Linked DNA regions of Homo sapiens: region 1 is linked to region 2. A link is a contact called in ENCODE Hi-C data. All regions are on one chromosome and are shown on one strand. Each heading gives the region's core, a stretch centred on a gene start or an enhancer-like site at or near the end of the contact. The rest is flanking DNA. Distances are from core to core; before and after follow the strand shown. Region 1 overlaps RPA3 (replication protein A3). Region 2 overlaps UMAD1 (UBAP1-MVB12-associated (UMA) domain containing 1).

Region 1 (2,775 bases), core at 135-2,634, 130 kb before region 2:
CTGCATATAGATATCCAGTTTTCCCAGCACCACTGATTCAAGACTTCCTTTTCCCAATGTATATCCTTGGCACCCTTGTTGAAAATGAGTTCATTGTAAATGTGTGAATTTATTCCTGGGTTCTGTATTTGGTTCCATTCGTCCATGTGTCTGTTTTTATGCCGGTACTGTGCTATTTTAGTTACTATAGCTTTTTAGTATAATTTGAAGTCAGGTAGTGTGATTCGTCTAATTTTGTTGTTTTTGCTTAGAACAGTTTTGGCTTCTCTGGGTCTTTTGTGATTCTATATAAATGTTAGGATTATTTTTTCCATTTCTGTGAAGAATGTCTTTGGTATTTTGATAGTGATTGCATTGAATCTGTAGATTGTTTTGGGTAGTATGGACATTTTAACAATACTGATTCTTCCAATCCATAAATTTGGAATATCTTTCCATTTTTTTTTATGTGTGTTCTCTTTGGTTGCTTTCATCAGTATTTTATAATTTTTATTTTAGAGATCTTTCACTTTGGTTATATTTATTCCTAAGTATTTTATTTTACTGGTAGCTTTATAAATGGGATTACTTTCTTGGTTTCTTTTTCAAATTGTTTGCTGTTGGCATATAAAAATGCTATTGATTTTTGTATGTTGATTTTGTATGCCGTAACCTTACTGAATTTATTTATTAGTTCTGATAGTTTTTTTAGTTGCATACACATGTATCATGGTTAGCATATATCCACATAACTTTTTTTGTGGCATCGTGTGCAATACGTACATTACAGAAAAATAAATATATTTTGTTGGTTTGTGTGTTTGTTGATGTCTAAATGATAAAGCTAAGTAAAAACTTATAAACATGATTATATTTGTAGCAACAACTTTTTATCAATATGGACACCACAGAATTTGTTAGATTATCTCCTTATGTGGCCTTTATAACCCATTTCTAGAAAGGTCAGAGTAAATTATGTTGTTTAAGCTATAAATTATCTATTTTTTTCCACTTGAGAATACCTTTTCCCCTAGGCAAGCATTTCTGCTTAACACAAATAGGTTTTAGGTCACAATTATTAGATGGCATTGCAGAGTTGATGGAATCAACACATCATGACTTGAAATTCAGGTCTGGGCAGAGTCTAGACACTTGTTTTGGTAATAGGAATATCTGGGCTGTTCATATACAGTTAGCTCACATTTGGACAGAAAACCTTTCTCCGCATTAAGATTTCGAAAGCTTTTAGCCTCTGTAAAATGTCTAGTGGTGCCGAATAAGAATAAGGGAAAAAAGTTCTTGTAGAAAAACATCCTTTCCCTTGTAACCAGTTCCTATTCACGTAAGAAGGTAATAGCTATTCCTTCATTCAGTAATGAAGTTGAAGTAATCCTCCAGGGTACTCATTTTACACAAAAACAAATTGCAGTTTTCATTTGCATCACTGGGTGGCGATTTTTCATAGCCTTATACTACTATTTAAAAATCCAGCAAGCATGGCACTATTCGTAATTACCAGGGTTTTCTCCTGTTATGACATGTTTAATTGTACTTTTAAGACATTATCTTTAAGTTGATTACAAATTTACTAGTGTAGTGGCAAGCTCATAGTTATTTTAAGTTAGGAAAAGGGATATTGCGTAAATGTTAGGATATAATTCCTTCCAAAACTAAGACAAAAGCATGAATTAGCTTATTATGTTATAGCAAAAAGAAGGAAAAATAACAACAAAAAGTAATAGGATATAAATGAAAAGGAACAATTTAGATATTGTTGTTGGTTCACTAATATTGTTGACCAAATATTGAATATAACTTTGAAGCAGGCAGAATGAAATTGGGCAAACACTATTGTAGAGATTAAAGGAATTGGGTTACAGTACAAGGGAAATGCATCATGGTTTTCAGAATATGCAGGTGCTTCTTCAAGTAGGGCATAAGAACTTCTAGTTTCCATTAAGCTAATTATTTTGTAACACTTGCTGAATTTAGAACCAGAATTTAATAATTCACAGCAGCTTGGATTTCACCTTTTAAAATACTTAAAACACATTGAAATATGTAATTTAGTCTCACCTTCTGTTTTCCAGTCTCAATGATCAGTCAGATATTGAAAATAAGTGAGTTATTTTTAAGATTATCTCCTATGGAATTCCTCATTCTGGGAACCAAACCACATATACATACTTCATTTAAACTATCATATTTTTATATGGAACTTTTAAAGGTAGTCTCTTCATCGCTGTGTTGTTTCCTTTATTTAAAAGTGGAAATTTAGCTGTATACATAAAAATTTACATTCTAAGGAATGAGGGACAGTAAGTCACTTTGATTCTGTCTAGGGTTGAAGGCTTTAATTAAAACAGTGACAAAAACTAAACAGGTTTTCAACATGTGCTTCCTATTTTTATTGCCTGTTCTTACAAAAAATGTATACCAGATCTTTAAAAAATTAGAGTGTTTATGGATTAAAAAGTAACTTACCCTATCGCTGTCTCCTTACCCACGTATCGGGATATCCAGAAAAACTCGATTTACATTTAATTTACTTAGCAGTTTTTGTGTTTTTACTTTTGACCTTTAAATTGCAAAGCAAGTATGCCAGGATTTTTCAACTAACTTCATGATGTAGATGCTTGTTTTTCTATTAAGAAATGTGGAGTTGTGTGTCTAATGGATAGAATTAACAGTATTTTCAGTCACTGTTACCTGATTCTGGTTTACCTGTTAATCTAGCAGCGTTTCAGTTTCAGTTTTTCGGAGGTGAAAAAGTTAGGTTAGGCCATCCCCGTGTGG
Region 2 (3,016 bases), core at 316-2,815:
AAGTGGTATACATAACCTCTAATTTTAATCATCTTTTGCTCCTCTTTCAAATCTCTGATAAAATCATACATAGGGGTTTGACTGCGAGAACGTGTGTGACATTGAGTACCTTCCTTAACCTGTCTCTCCCATGCCTCAGGTGGAGTATGGCAGTCAGCTACACACTTACCTCCAGTGCGATGTGATTTCTTCAGGGTCCTTATTGATTTGAAGATGCAGGTGAAAGGAGCCTCCTTTCCAGGTCATCAACCTTGCCAAGCTGCTTTCGGGCAGGGTGTACCGCAGGCATCTTGCAAGTCTCACTACTTGTCACATCAGCCACTTCATGGTCTCCCTTCTGTATACACTTTCAATCCTAGATATGCTTTTTAGATGGCTTACCAGTTGGATTTTTGATATCAGTATAGAGGATGTAGGACAAGTGCCTTTCTAACTTAGAGAGAAAGATTGTCTCGGGAGTGATGGTTCCTCACAGTGGCAGATTTTCATAACCCTTGCTGTAGTATGGATAGCTGTAAGAATGTGAACTGTATCAGACAGACTTGTAGCTCAGATCTTGGCTTTACCACTTATTGTACAGGGTTACTATAAGAATTTGGTGAGTCAATATGTAATATTTATTTGTATGTCTATATACACAGTATCTGATGTATACTAGATACTCAGTAAGTATTAGTTTCTTTTTAGATTGGAAGGAAATTATGGTTAATGCCTTAAAAATCATGCCAGAGTAGAGTAGAATTGATTAAATCATTTAGGAATTATGCTCAATTGAGAGTTACAGTAAAAGGCAGGGGTTTAATTTGGGGCTTAATTTTTCTCATGTGACAAGAAGTCTCATAGAAGGTAGTTAAAGTATTGATTCAGGAGCTCAGGAATGTTAAGACCAAAGTCCTATAGTTCCTCATAGTTGCAAGTTAGCTATTGCAGCTCCAGCCATCATATCTATTTTCCAGGAAGCAGGAAGGAGGAAGACAGCAAAGGGAGAATAAAACTGTGTCCAGAAACTTTTCAAAAAATCTCTAACAGTTTTACTGGCCATATTATAACATATGGCCACCCCTAGTGGCACGGGAGCCTGGTAAGGAGCCTACTTTAGCTTGGTACTTTGCTACTACCCCCAGAAAAATCAGGATTCTATTAAAGATGAAAGGAAGGATGAATATTGGGTAGGCTACAAGAGGTCTCTGACATAGATATCAACCTATTTTGCTTTTAGAAGGTTCATTTGTCCAACAATAGATATCAGTGGAGGTGGGGGAGGACAAATAGAGAGAAGCATTCATTAGTGATGCCTGGATTCTATTTAGGGCCACGAAGTCTTTGAGTAGTCATAGTGGGACAAGAAATAAAGAAGGACATTAATTTAAAAAAAAATCTTGGATAAGCTAAGCACAATGCTGGTAGGACCTTTACATGTATTAACTCATTAATTTTTACAGACGAGGTAGGCAATATTATCTATATATCTTATAGAGGAGGAAACCAAGGCTCAACAATACCCATTTCCCAAGGTCACAAAAAAAACAGTAACATTAATGGAACCGGAATTGAGACTTGCGCCTGACTAACCACAAAACCTATGCTTTGCATCGTGTTGTTTTCCTGTCTCCACTATATAAATAACGCTGCAGAAACCTGCTGTTTCACTTTGCTTCTCTTTTCCGTAGTGCCTTCTCCTGTGAGGTCCACAATAACTATATATTGACTTCAATGATTTGTGTGCAGAACTAAACTGAGTGTTCTATAAAAGATTGCTGCTGTTAGTTGCTGAAGGCTGTAGAGATGAGGCCGGGAGAGGAAGAAGTGGTGCTTCTCTCTTATCACCGCCACTCAGAGGTGGGAATGACTGCCTTGGGATATATGCCACCAGTGTCGGTAGCATTCAAGGACATTCTTTGGGACAAAGAGAATGTGGCAAAGCAGCAGTGACCAATCTGAGTGAGCCAAAGTCCAAAAGGAAAGCTGATAGAATGAGTTGGCATGGAGGTGTATCTTCTCAAGTCAGAAGCCTGGGAATTATCTTTGACTTCTTCCTCTTTCATTCTCAACCCAATTGATCACCAATCACTTTATTTCTACCTCCTCTGGCTACCTTGCTTATCTGTCCTTTCCTCTACCTCCCCACTGCAACTACAGTGGTTCTGGCCTTATCTTTCACATGGATTATTACAAAGAGTTTTTGTAATAGCCCTTAATGCCCAGTCCTACTTTCATTCAATCCATTCACCCACAAATCTGACCATGTAGTTGCCTTACTTGATGGCATCAGAGGCTCTTCAGCTGCCTGTAGGATAAAATCCAGTAATTTGTGTCTACTGTGCATATATGGTCCTTCGTGGTCTGGTCCTGCTCCTCTGTGTAAACGTTCAGGTCTGTTCTGTGTCACCATACAGAGTTTCTTACCATTTCTTGAGTATATTCCTTTCTCTTGAAGTTTGTGCAATTTCTGTCACTTCTCTGAAGAACTTTATCCCATACGTCTTGTGTTCACTGAGCAAATTCCTGTTCATCCTTCAAACCCCTGCTCAAATATCTTTCATCTTCAATGCCATTTAGTCTCCCCTCTGGTCCCTTAACACCTTGTACATCTGACCAGGAGTGCCATGAAGTGGGGATTCGGGTTGACTCATCATTGTTCCCTGTGCGTGGCATGCATCAGCCACTCAATAAATATTTAATGTTTGATGTGTGCAGGAACAGTCAGACTAGACAAAAGACAGAAGAACTTGTTATCTAAGTATTACTCTTAACCATGAAAAGCTCTAACTTTGGATAACCTCCTTACCTTTCGGTGCTAGAGTAATGGGAATATATTTGAAACATTACTTCATCTCTCCGAAGTGAATTATTCTCACCAGGTTCTTAACAGTTTCTGTTAGTTTTTCAGGTTATGTTTAATAATTCCCATGATACCAGCTGAATGATGATTCTAATTCTCAAATCCTAAAGTGACTCTTGCCTCTCTTGTCCAATTTAACCTGCCACATTGATTTTTTATTTGTTATGTATTATG

Evidence for each region. Hi-C counts contacts between places; a loop is a spot of excess contacts on that map. Pooled maps may share reads with other maps.
Region 1: a map with no recorded cell type shows a loop between it and region 2 (6-fold over the local background). The contact joins two enhancer-like sites. A Hi-C loop is called at or near these places in 18 of 37 single-sample maps with no recorded cell type and 6 of 50 pooled maps.

Annotation. Positions count from the first base shown.
Region 1 is chr7:7,680,252-7,683,026 of GRCh38, forward strand. The region is part of intron 4 of RPA3 (replication protein A3); the gene reads right to left. The region is part of intron 2 of UMAD1 (UBAP1-MVB12-associated (UMA) domain containing 1); the gene reads left to right. Among named protein-coding and RNA genes, the nearest start is that of RPA3, 37 kb to the right of the region's middle. Within about 2 kb of position 1,385, at least 10 of the 41 ENCODE cell types and tissues checked have a DNase peak (open chromatin) inside an H3K27ac peak, as active enhancers do.
Region 2 is chr7:7,814,671-7,817,686 of GRCh38, forward strand. The region is part of intron 3 of UMAD1 (UBAP1-MVB12-associated (UMA) domain containing 1); the gene reads left to right. Among named protein-coding and RNA genes, the nearest start is that of RPA3, 98 kb to the left of the region's middle. RefSeq lists enhancers at 1,476-1,665, 2,534-2,623. Within about 2 kb of position 1,566, at least 3 of the 41 ENCODE cell types and tissues checked have a DNase peak (open chromatin) inside an H3K27ac peak, as active enhancers do.